2 separate regions of the Homo sapiens genome follow, and region 2 is linked to region 1. Evidence: chromatin contacts called from ENCODE Hi-C or POLR2A ChIA-PET data. All regions are on one chromosome and are shown on one strand. The core of a region is the stretch at or near the end of the contact, and the rest is flanking DNA. Distances in the headings are between cores, read along the strand shown.

Region 1 (5,414 bases), core at 1,541-4,040:
GTAAATTTTTATTACCTGAGAAAATGTGAACTTAAGTAATAAGTATTGATACTGAAGAAGGGACAGTTGAGTTTGTGTCAAAACTTAAAACTGTTTTGACACAAAATAAATAAAAACAATTCCCTAAATTTTTTTCCTATTGAACAGAAATACGGACCCAGACTAAGCCCATAAATTGCTGGGTCAATAACCAATCTGAAATACAAAACCTTACCACTTAAAAATATTTATTTTCAGGAAAATGATATTAAATATGAGGTAAATCTGCCCTTGACATAACACGGTGAGATTGTTTTCATAACACAGCACATGAACCACTTAAAACTTACAACCTATAAATTACTACAATTGTTCTAATAGGTTTAGGGCCATACATAAATTTAAGTATCATTATAACACAGACTTTACTTGGAATCTGTGCTGACCTAACAAAATTAGCACAGAAAAAAAAAAAAAATCACAGATTTGAGCACCTGAAAAACGGTGTCCTTTCTGAAATATCTGCAAAAAAGTCACAACATCAGGAGCCATAGAAAGTTGTTATTTCTCCATCATTCAAAAAATCAAAACATCTCCAACATTATTTATGCTAAGCATAAAATGAAGGTCAGTATTGATATTCATTCACTATACTTCAAATCCTAAACAAGAAAATTCAACCTTTATGTTTATTCAATTGCTAATCTATTCAGTGTCAATTGTTGTGGAAGAACTAAGAACTAGACTAGTGCTGCTTATAATGTTTTTAATTAGAACAGACTTGGACCAATTCTACTTAGAAATTTACCCTTAGAAGAGGTGAAAGATATTAACTGGCATCTTTTCAGCACAGGTCAGTGCTGAAAAGAACACAACCTATAACCCTTAGGCCTTGCAGTTGAATGTTAACAAGTGAAAAGCAATCTCCTTGGATGTATCCAAGCGATTTTAATATAAATTTCTGCATACCTAGGTAGAAAGTACTTTAGAAATAAATCTACCTTTTCCCTCACTTGTAAGAAAATGTGGTAGAAGCCTTGAAAAATTAAGTTTAAGGCTGAGCGAGGTGGCTCACGCCTGTAATCCAAGCACTTTGGGAGGCGGAGGAGGGCAGATGACTTGAGGTCAGGAGTTCCAGACCAGCCTGGCCAACATGGTGAAACCCCGTCTCTACTAAAAATACAAAAATCAGCCGGGCATGGTGGCGGGCGCCTGTAATCCCAGCTACTCCGGATGGTGAGGCAGGAGAATCGCTTGAATCCGGGAGGTGGAGGCTGTAGTGAGCCGAGATTGTGCCACTGCAATCCAGCCTGGGTGACAGAGCAAGACTCCGTCGCAAAACAAAACAAAAACGAAATCAAATTTCAAACTCAGAGAAAAGACTGGTCTTGAACAATTTCAGGAAAAATTACTGAAACACGAGACAAGGCACAAGAAGCTCTATGGCCGGAGATGAACCACCTGTCTCCTTTCGAAGTGCTTCCTGAGGTCCACTTTATGCTAGTTAATGTTGCTTCTTATACTGCATGTTAGTAATTCAAAACGCCTAGCTGGAATAAAAGTCCTCTTTAAACATTACAGTTTGTCTCCGCGTTGCCAGTGTTTGTTTCCAGTTTCATAGGCTATTCTGGTATGTCAAGAGTTGTGTTATTACTGTTCCAAAAGAGCCCTTGTTTCAATCCACTCTCACCTGGGATGCGGGCATAACTGATGTTTATAGAACTGATACTTAGAGATGTTTAGAGAGGCGCATCCCTTACCACTCCATCCTTTACCGATAACCACATTTTATATGTTTTTGTTGCATTTAAGTTTTTTGTTTTTTTTTTTTAAAGACACCTGCACACACACAATTTTCCCATCGCCAGCAGGGAGAAGACTACCAGGCTAGATCTCCAGGGACTTCAGGGAAACAGACACCGTGAAATCCACTTGGCCAAAGAAGGGGAGCGCTTCAGGGGCTGGGGGAGGAAGCAGCCCTGAGGTGCTGGGAGGCCGAGGCGGCGCCTGTTTACAGACGCCTTCGCCCTCCCCCACCCCCACAGACTAGGGGTCCAAAAAGCAGTTCCCGTGCGCATTCCCCGCCTGGCCCAGGCCCTGGGAGTACCACAGGAGCCAGGTAGCCCTTTCGCCCCCTCCCTCTCGTCCGAGCCTCCCTTCGTCCTCCTCTCGGCCTACCTACCCCGACAGGCCCTACAGGCGGCATGCAGAGGCCTGAGGCCTAAAGGACGCCGGCCACTGACAAGCCCCAGAACAGCCGGCGGGGGCCCTGAGGAGCCTGGGGCCGGCCGGGCTGCCGCTGCCGCGGAGGAGCAGAGGGCGGGCGAGGACAAACCCTTCCCGACCACAGCTGCCTATTGTTCCCGACTGAGGCCCCGGCCGCGGCAGCCCCGCTCCCCAAGTCGCCGCCCGCCGCTCGCTCACCGCGCTGGTCCGAGCAGCAGCTCCTCTCAGCTCCGAGTCCCCGCGGCCGTCGCCACCGCCGCGGCAGCCGCCGCCGCCGCCGAGGCCACCGTTGACTCTGATTCTGTCCCAGGCCGCCGGGCCACGGCTGCCGCCGCCACCGCCAGCACCGCCTCCGGCCTCCCACCTGCTGCTGCTGAGGCTGCTCCTGCAGCAGGGGCCATCTTGTTGCTCGGCCTCCTCTTCCTCCTCCTCGTCCTCCGCCGCCCAGTCGCTCGTTGTCCTCGTCCCCTTCCTCTTCCTCAGGCTCCGGCCCGCCCCGGAGACTGGGGCGGAGACGAGGGCGAGGATCCTCCCTCAGGAGGCGGGGCGGGCGGAGGGGAGGGGCGGGCGCGGGAGCAAAGCTCTGAGTCACCGGCCACCAACGCCCGGAGGGAGACCGGCGACGCTCTCCGCCGCGACCGAAAGTCTCACACGCCCTGAGCAGATGAACCGGTCCCTCGGTCCGGTCTGCCCTCCCGCACCGGCGCCTTTGGGCTCAGCGGGCCAGTGGCCAGATGGCGAGAGTAAATTGGGGGAATTTCTTTCGTTTCCATCGAACCCCACACTACGTCTACTCTTTCGGCTTTCTCAGCCGTTGTCCCCCAACTCTTGTTTCTTTTTCACGTCTTGTCCCCCACCCCATTTTTCTTCTTCCATATTATCCAGGTTCTGGATCTCATCAGCTTTGTCCTCGTCACCCCTCTGGGAGTTCAGCCTCCTAAGGCTGTGAAACAGCCCAAAAGGCCCGGACACGCTACTCCAAAACGTCTCTCCTGGGCTGTGTGAACAATAAGAGCTATTTGGGGACGACAGGAAAAGATATGGCCCATAGAAGGGCTCCTGAAATCTAACCTTGCGACTCTTTAAAAGTTTCTTGTCCCTTGTGGAAAAGGTGCCGTTTTGGTTTTGGGGAATGGGAGGTCCCTTCAGACAATTCATTTTAGCCAAACCCTCGCTTTTGAGAAGGGGAAGAAATGGGATTATTGTAACACCATACAGTACTAATTTCAAAATAAATCATCTAGAATAGAGGAGAGAGAGAGTCCCCAAATAAACAACCATTTAATACCTCTACTCGGCGCTATCACCTTTTTTGCTTCAGGATTTGACCAAGAGAGCAGAGATTATGTTTTTCTGTCCTTTCTTCACTGTTTACATCACAGTACCCCAAGAGAAGCACTTCTGCCTTTAACTTGATACATTGGAATCGCTATCACAGATAGTGTTTTTGTATTATTTTTAAGAAATATCACACACCTTCCTAAACTCTTGGCAGAGAAGAATTCTTTTTAGTTGTTAGCACCCTCCTGCTACTGAGATCTCAGCTTCTGTTTAGAAGACCTATTGTTGTCTTTCCACTGATTGGAATTTGCTGCCTCTGAACTGGGTTTAATCTGTAATCGTCTTTTCAGCCTACTAAATAGTAACCCCAGTCCTACAGAGAGTGAATTTCTAGCTACCACAGGGGGATTTAGGTTAGCATGTGCCAATCTAAAGGGATCTCTTAAAGCCTTTCCCTTCTCAGACCAGGCCTCTGTACCCTGCTAGGAAAAACAGATTAATCTGCTCCTCCTGCTTTTCCTCCTCCTCCCTTCTTCTCACTCCTAGGGAACCTTCCACAACAGAAGGTTTTAGCGACTGTTGCTAGGCAAACATGCCAACTTCCTTGTTTAGGTGAAGCGAGTAACTCAACTTCCATTGCAAGTAACCTAGATAATGTAATTTCTTTGAACTATTAATAGTTATACCACAGTTGGTAAGGCTCCTTAAAGGTTCCCTTAAGCAGTATGATTTTTACGTTGTTTATTTTTATCTCGTCAATATTTCAATTAAAAATACGTTAAAGGACAGATAGATGCAGTGGCTCACGCCTGTAATCCCAACATTTTAGGAGGCTGAGGGGGGCGGATCACCTGAGGTCCGGAGCCTGACCAACGTGGAGAAACCCCATCTCTACTAAAAATACAAAAATTAGCCAGGTGTGGTGGCGTGCACCTATAGTCCTAGCTACTCGGGAGGCTGAGGCAGGAGAATCACTTGAACCTGGGAGGTGGAGGTTGTAGTGAGCCGAGATCACGCCATTGCACTCCAGTCTGGGCAAAAAGAGCTAAACTCTGTCTCAAAAAAAAAAAAAAAAAAAAAAAAAAAGTTAAAAATGGCGGCGCTTCCCCAAACCCAAATTCATTTTAGTGATATAAAGATGCATTTGACAGAAAAAGAAGAGCAGCTTTGAAGAAAACACTTATGCTTACAATAAAAAATAAAAAACTAATCTGTGAGAAGTCATATGTTTTCAACTCCCCAGTCAGACTAGAAGTGTAAGATACAGGGGATAAGGCCGGGAGCGGTGGCTCACGCTTGTAATCCCAGCACTTTGGGAGGCCGAGGCAGGCAGATCACGAGGTCAGGAGATGCAGACTATTCTGGCCAACATGGTGAAACCCCGTCTCTACCAAAAATACAAAAAGCCCGGCGTGGTGGCGCGCGCCTATAGTCCCAGCTACTCAGGAGACAGAGGCAGGAGAATCACTTGAACCTGAGAGGCAGAGGCTGCAGTGAGCCAAGATTGTACCACTGCACTCCAGCCTGGATGACAGCAAGACTCGGTCTTGGCAGAGCATTGTGGCCCACGCCTGTAATCCCAGCACTTTGGGAGGCTGAGGAGGGTGGCTCTCCTAAGGTCAGGAGTTCAAGACCAGCTTGGCCAACATGGTGAAACCCCGTCTCTACTAAAAATACAAAAAAATTAGCTGGGCGTGGTGGCAGGCACCTGTAATCCCATCTACTAGGGAGGCTGAGGCAGGAGAATCCTTTGAACCTGGGAGGCGGAGGTTGCAGTGAGCCGAGATCGTGCCATTGCACTCCAGCCTGGGCAACAAGAATGAAACTCCGTCTCAAAAAAAACACCAAAAATTAGCTGGGCATGGTGGTGCACGCTTGTAATCCCAGCTACTTGGGAGGCTGAGACAGGAGAATCGCTTGAACCTGGT
Region 2 (5,959 bases), core at 2,828-5,327, 590 kb before region 1:
AAAGGCATATAGACTTATCAAGTGCATGGAGCATCACAGGAAAGTGAGTACCCAATAATCCAACATGCTGTATCAATAGAAGTTTATATACTCAGATAATAACCTGAAACAAAGTTCGTCTGGGCTCTGGGTGTGGCGTCAACTCTAACGTTCCTTCCTGCGAGTCAGTCTTCCCTGTTTGATGAGATTATAGGGAGTGGGGCTCAAGTCAGTTGCTTCCTTCTGGAGGAGCTTCCCTTAGTCAGATATGGAAACTTCAGAAAAAGTGCTTCCCTTTGTCAGATATGGGAACTTCAGAAAAATTTTCTCCCTGTGCTTCAGGAGAGGCAGATAGGCAAGAGACAGCGGACAGGAGGTGGTCAGAGATACCTTGTTTCCATGGCTGCTTCTTTAGTTCAAAATACTCAGCATGTCAAAATGCCATACTTAGGAGTGTTGTTTTCTGAGCTTTAACATTCTAATCCCCAGAACCTGTAAATGTGCTGCTTTACATGGTCAAAGGGACTTTGCAACTATGATTAAATAAAGGACTTTTAAATACAGAGGTTATTCTGGACTATTCAGTGGGCCCAATGTAATCCCATGGGTTCATTTTTTAAATTTTTATTTTACTTTGAGACAGGGTCTTGCTCTGTCACCCAGGCTAGAGTGCAGTGACACAACACAGCTCACGGCAGCCTCAACCTCCCGGGCTCAAGCAATTCTCCCACCTCGGCCCCGAGTAGCTGGGACTACAGGTACGCACCACCACACCCAGCAGATTTTTTCATTTTTTTGTAGAGACAAGGTCTCGCTATGTTGCCAGGGCTGCTGTCAAACTCTTGGGCTCAAATGATCCTCCTGCATCAGCCTCCCAAAGTGTTAGGATTACAGGCGTGAGCCACTGCGCACAGCTCCCATGGGTTCTTATAAGGGGGATGCAAGACAGTCAGAGAGAGAGAGAGACTGGAAGATGCTATACTGTAGGCTCTGAAGACAAAGAAAAACGCCATGCAGGAGGAACACAGCCCTCCTGATGCCTTGATTTTAGCCCTGTGAAACCCAATCTGGACTCGTCACCTTCAGAACTGTATGATAATAAATTTGTATTGTTTAAGCCACTACATTTGTAGTAATTTGTCACAGCACCAACAAAAAATCAATACAATAATCATAGTGAATGGCCTAGGTCTCATGGTCAATGGATTAGCACTTGAAACGTTAAAGGCTGTGGACAGATAACCTTTCAGAATAACTAATGGTTAGTCTACAGCTGTGGTTCTCAACCAGGGATGATTTTTCCCTACCCTCCCAAAGGATATTTGGCAATGTCTGGAGATACTTTTGATTGTCACAACTGGGGAGTGGCTGCTACTGGTATCTAGTGGGTAGAGACCAGGATGCTGCTAAACATTCCACAATGCACGGGAGAGCCCGCCCCCCCACTGACCCCACAACAAAGAATTAGCTGGTACAAAACTTCAATAGTGATGAAGTCAAGAAACCCTCTCTTACAGATTGCAACTAAGTTCAGAAACTACACTGACAGTGTAAAGAATGTCATCGGGAAAAAAGAGAGACATGAGATTTTTCTACCATGTATGAAGTCGTTTTGACAGAAAAATGAAACCTGACTCTGATAAGTCTCTAGAGTCAACTATAATCATGCATCCCTTAACGACAGCAATACATTCTGAGAAATGTGTTATTAGGTGATTTCATTGTGTAAATATCACAGAGTGTACTTACACAACCTGGATGGTATAATCTACTACACACTTAGGCTATATGGTACAGCCTATTGCTCCCAGACTACAAACCTGTACAGCATGTTACTGTACTGAAAACTGTAGGCGACTGTAACACAATAGTGTGTATTGCAACATATCTAAACATAGAAAAGGTAATGTGTTGTGCTACCATGTTACAATGGCTACATAACTAAGCAATGGGAATCTTTCAACTCCATTATAATCTTTTTTTTTTTTTTTTTGAGATAGAATCTTGCTTTGTTGCCCAAGCTGAAGTGGTGCGATCTTGGCTCACTGCAACCTTCACCTCCCAGGTTCAAGCGATTCCTGCCTCAGCCTCCCAAGCAGCTGGGATTACAGGCACCCGCCACCACACCCGGCTACTTTTTTTATTTTAGTAAAGACAATGTTTTGCCATGTTAGCCAGGCTGGTCTCCAACTCCTGGCCTCAAGTGATCCACCCGCCTCAGCCTCCCAAAGTGCTGGGATTACAGGCGTGAGCCACCACGCCCGACCTCTATTATAATCTTATGGGACTACCATCCATAATGGTTCATCGTTGACAGAATATTTTGTTATGAGGGGCATGACTGTACTAATTTACAAGAAACAGAAAATGGAGGATACTGTTACAGAGGACCACAGGCATCCAATCCATAAAAATCTACAGGACAAAGTACTCAGTTTTTCAACTGATTGCCAGGATAACAAAACAGAGAGGGACATGGAAGGGGAATCTATGGAATAAAAGATTTAAGAGAAAAAGGAACCAACTATAATATGTGCAGCTGATTTTTATCTTAATTCAAACAAGCTGTAAAAATTGTGCATATGCATTTATGAGATAATTATAAATTTAAATACTGACTAGTTTATGATATTAATGAATTATTGCTAATGTTAGTTGAATTTATTGTTTTGTGGTTACTTTTTAAAAAGGAATTATTATCTATAGAACTACATATTGAAATATTTGCAGATGAAATAACATATTGGCTGGGAGCAGTGGCTCATGCCTGTAATTCCAGCAATTTGGGAGGCCAAGGCAGGAGGATCACCTGAGGTCAGGAATTCGAGACCAGCCTGGCCAACATGGTGAAACCCCGTATCTACTAAAAATACAAAACTTGTGGCCAGGCATGGTGGCAGGTGCCTGTAATCCCAGCTATTCGGGAGTCTGAGGCAGGAGAATTTATTGAATCTGGGAGGCGGAGGTTGCAGTGAGCCGAGATTGTGCCACTGCACTCCAGCCTGGGTGACAGAGCAAGACTCTGTCTAAGGAAAAAAAAAAAGAAAGAAAGAAAGAAATAACATATCAAATTTGCTCCAAAATAATACAGGAGAGAGGATATGTGTAAAACAAAATCAGGCCACATGCTGCTAATTGTTAAAGCTGGACAAAAAGTACATGGGGACTTATTACACTATTATCTCTACTTGTATGTATCTTTGAAATTTTTTTCATGTTAAAACATTTCTTTAAAAAAAAAGAGTATTATGAAAGTATCTGGTTTCTACGAAAAATGATTATTTTTCCAAAAGAGAGAAAAGACTGGCCCCCCTCTTTCTTGTATTTCCTCACCTCTCCAAATAATCTGCTCACATTTGTCACACTTAGACATGTGCTCCCGACCCAAACAGAAAAGAAAAAGTAACCAGAATTCTTGTAGCATCTGTTAGGTGCTAAATAAGTAGAAAGAGTTCTAGTTTAAAATGTGTGACATTCACTTGTGAAGACAGAGAAGCTGAGAGGGGACCCCGTCCTTTGTTAGATGCTGCTCTGCTCATTCTCCATGGCTCTTGGAAACAAGAGCCCAAAGAGAAACTGGTCCTCAAGAGACAGATCCAAGACTGAGCACAGGCTACGCCACAACCTCCACCAGCTGTGGGAAAAGACCATGTGGGGTGTGAATGGCAGCACCCAGCACTGTGCCTGCCGCGTGGTGGCGCTTTATAAATGTTTGAGAAGGGAGAGAGGAAGTTGATTTAGTGGGTTTAGTTTTTAATTGGGTCTGAATAAAAGGTGAGCTTTTGCAATATCCTCTAATCCCCCTCATATATCCTTGTTGCAGAAGGAAAAGTTGAGTGAGAATGTAATTGCCAAGACCCCTTAAAGTGACATTGGTCATAGCAAATGTAGCAGCTTCCTGCCTTACTAAGAACTTTTAGGACGTGCTGGGCTGACGCTGTCAGCTGCTGCTTTGTAAAAATAAGCCCTATAATTAGATTGCTACTCCTTATGAAGCCCACTCAAGTGCTATCCTTTATTTTTAACCTTTATCACAGTCCTCAAGACAGAGTGTGTAGGGCCTCGCCCACAGCTGCTGAGTCAAACCCCAGCAGGCTCCACCCTTCCTGCTCCCAGCTGCATTCCGCTAAAAAAAGGCCTGCCAGCAGCCTACGCAATGGAACGCGGGGTCTAAGCACACAGACGGTTGCAGGGAATCTAATATCCAGGCAGCACTGAGAAAGAACAGCTGCGCCAAATTTGAATCTTCTTTATTTACTCAGCCAGGCAGCTAACACACACAAATAACATTGTTTCATCTTGAATGCACAGAATTCACAACTGCCTTCTTAGCTCACTCCTGTTGCTCAACAATCCTTTTTTACACTTGCATGTTTAATGTAAATAACTTTCACAGAGTCTTCCACTTTCTCTGTATCGATATTACGAACCTGTTGGCATAGTTAGTTGAGACAATAAACATTTAATAATCTTGTGGGTCAGGAGTGGGAATGCCAGAGGAATGCTTATAGCAAAGTCAAGGGAAAGTATTATAGGGCAAAGGGATGTAATGGGGATTTCATTATATTTTGTTGCTTTCTTTTTTGTTGCTTATAACTTGGTATTCACATTCTCTAACAGATTCTTTGAAAAAGTGTGTGCATAGCAAATAGGGCTCCATTTAAATGGACACATTAGGGTGAAGGGTCTATAGAGTTGTTCACTGCAGGAATTAATGTCATACTCTGTCTGCACAAATAATTGTATTAGGTGACAGGCAATACCAACGTTTATATAATTTGTGCTATATATAGCAGATGTAACTCAGAGGCTGTGTACTTAATCCTATAAAAATCTCAACATAAGACACTCTTCCTCCAGTGCCCACAGATCCCACAAACCCTTTGCATTCTAATTAAAGCTCTGCTGGGGTTAAGGCTAATTGGTAATAAAACCCAGGCCTGTGAGAAAGCCTTTCTGTAAAACAAAGAATCCATTTGTCATGCAAATAAGCAGCCTCCAAAGTGGTAAATTTGAATTTTGAATGTTCACCTGTTATCTTAACATTTCTTAGAATGTGGTTCAGCCAGTAATTGCTAGATCATTATTTTCCAGTTTTCCTCATTGCCATCCTTCAAAGAGCTAAAGGGCATGTTATTTGTATTGTTAAATTAATATTTTGTTGTTGTAGACCTAAAGTAAATGAATCACTGTAGTTGTCTTTGGTTTTCTTTGGAGAATGTGTTTGCATTCTAAATATTTTCCAATACAATAATTTCTTTGAGAAAATTTGTCGGTTTCCTTAAATAATAATCTTCAGGTTAGGCTTGAAATTCAAAAGTATGGTGGTTCCTTCCTGATGAAGGTCCTTAAAGGTCTTTACACTCCATTCTTGAGGAAGTTTCTGGGCACTAGAGGGCGCTCTCAGCACACTGGGACGGGATTTGTTAGTTGCACAGAATTAAGAGCCATGCGCTGATTGTTGGGCCTTGGGCCCTGCTGGGGGCCCAAAATCAGCCTGCAGAAAGAAGCCACCTCCGTGAGCCTGCATTGGCTCTCAACTGCAAAGTGCCAATTCATCTGCCTTCAGTGAACCAACTGACCAAACCAACTGCTGAGCTTTCTCCCCCAGGGGAAAGGCTGGCTGCTACAAAGATTCTTTTTTACTCATTTCTGAATAAAATATTTCATGGTCAACAATTGTTTTCACATGCACTACCTTGCCTGCTGTCCTTCACTGACAACATTTCAGGGTCTCGCAAGGCATGGAATACAATGCATGTTCAGGACTGCAACCTGATGGTGATGTGTAATGAAGTTTAGTGTTGGATTTCGATCTTGGCCAAATGGTGACTCCTTGGTGACAGGTCATGTGCTTACTTCCTCAGCAGATGAGTTCTCCTCCAGCCTCACTTGTGACCAATGATGTATCATGAACACAGGCTGGTGCTGAAGCTCAGTATGTAGCCCCCTTGGCTAGAATACACACTTGATAATAGTA

Evidence for each region. A loop is a pair of places that touch in the nucleus more often than their neighbours do. ChIA-PET counts read pairs that join two places held with the same protein, here RNA polymerase II (POLR2A). Pooled maps may share reads with other maps.
Region 2: a loop to region 1 is called in a map of gastrocnemius medialis, with 3 times the contacts of the local background. The contact joins the enhancer-like site here to the promoter of RC3H1-DT in region 1. A Hi-C loop is called at or near these places in 5 of 168 maps with a recorded cell type or tissue (B cell, ascending aorta, chondrocyte and 2 more), 2 of 37 single-sample maps with no recorded cell type and 22 of 50 pooled maps. POLR2A ChIA-PET finds 5 or more read pairs at or near these places in 3 of 52 experiments (AG04450, GM10248 and WTC11).

Annotation. Positions count from the first base shown.
Region 1 is chr1:174,019,693-174,025,106 of GRCh38, forward strand. RC3H1-DT (RC3H1 divergent transcript) reads left to right here and starts at 2,791. Exons shown (of 2, transcript NR_187284.1): 1 at 2,791-2,948; 2 at 3,091-3,498. It overlaps RC3H1 (ring finger and CCCH-type domains 1), which reads right to left and starts at 2,665. Exons shown (of 20, transcript NM_172071.4): 1 at 2,404-2,665. RefSeq lists enhancers at 1,291-1,410, 1,475-2,014 and silencers at 2,221-2,540, 2,651-2,900.
Region 2 is chr1:173,425,999-173,431,957 of GRCh38, forward strand. All of the region lies in intron 1 of PRDX6-AS1 (PRDX6 antisense RNA 1), which reads right to left. All of the region lies in intron 2 of LOC100506023 (a long non-coding RNA gene), which reads right to left. It also overlaps a transcript of TNFSF4 not described here. Among named protein-coding and RNA genes, the nearest start is that of PRDX6-AS1, 32 kb to the right of the region's middle. RefSeq lists an enhancer at 5,272-5,566. Within about 2 kb of position 4,078, at least 34 of the 41 ENCODE cell types and tissues checked have a DNase peak (open chromatin) inside an H3K27ac peak, as active enhancers do; they include ascending aorta and gastrocnemius medialis, where a contact is called at or near this core.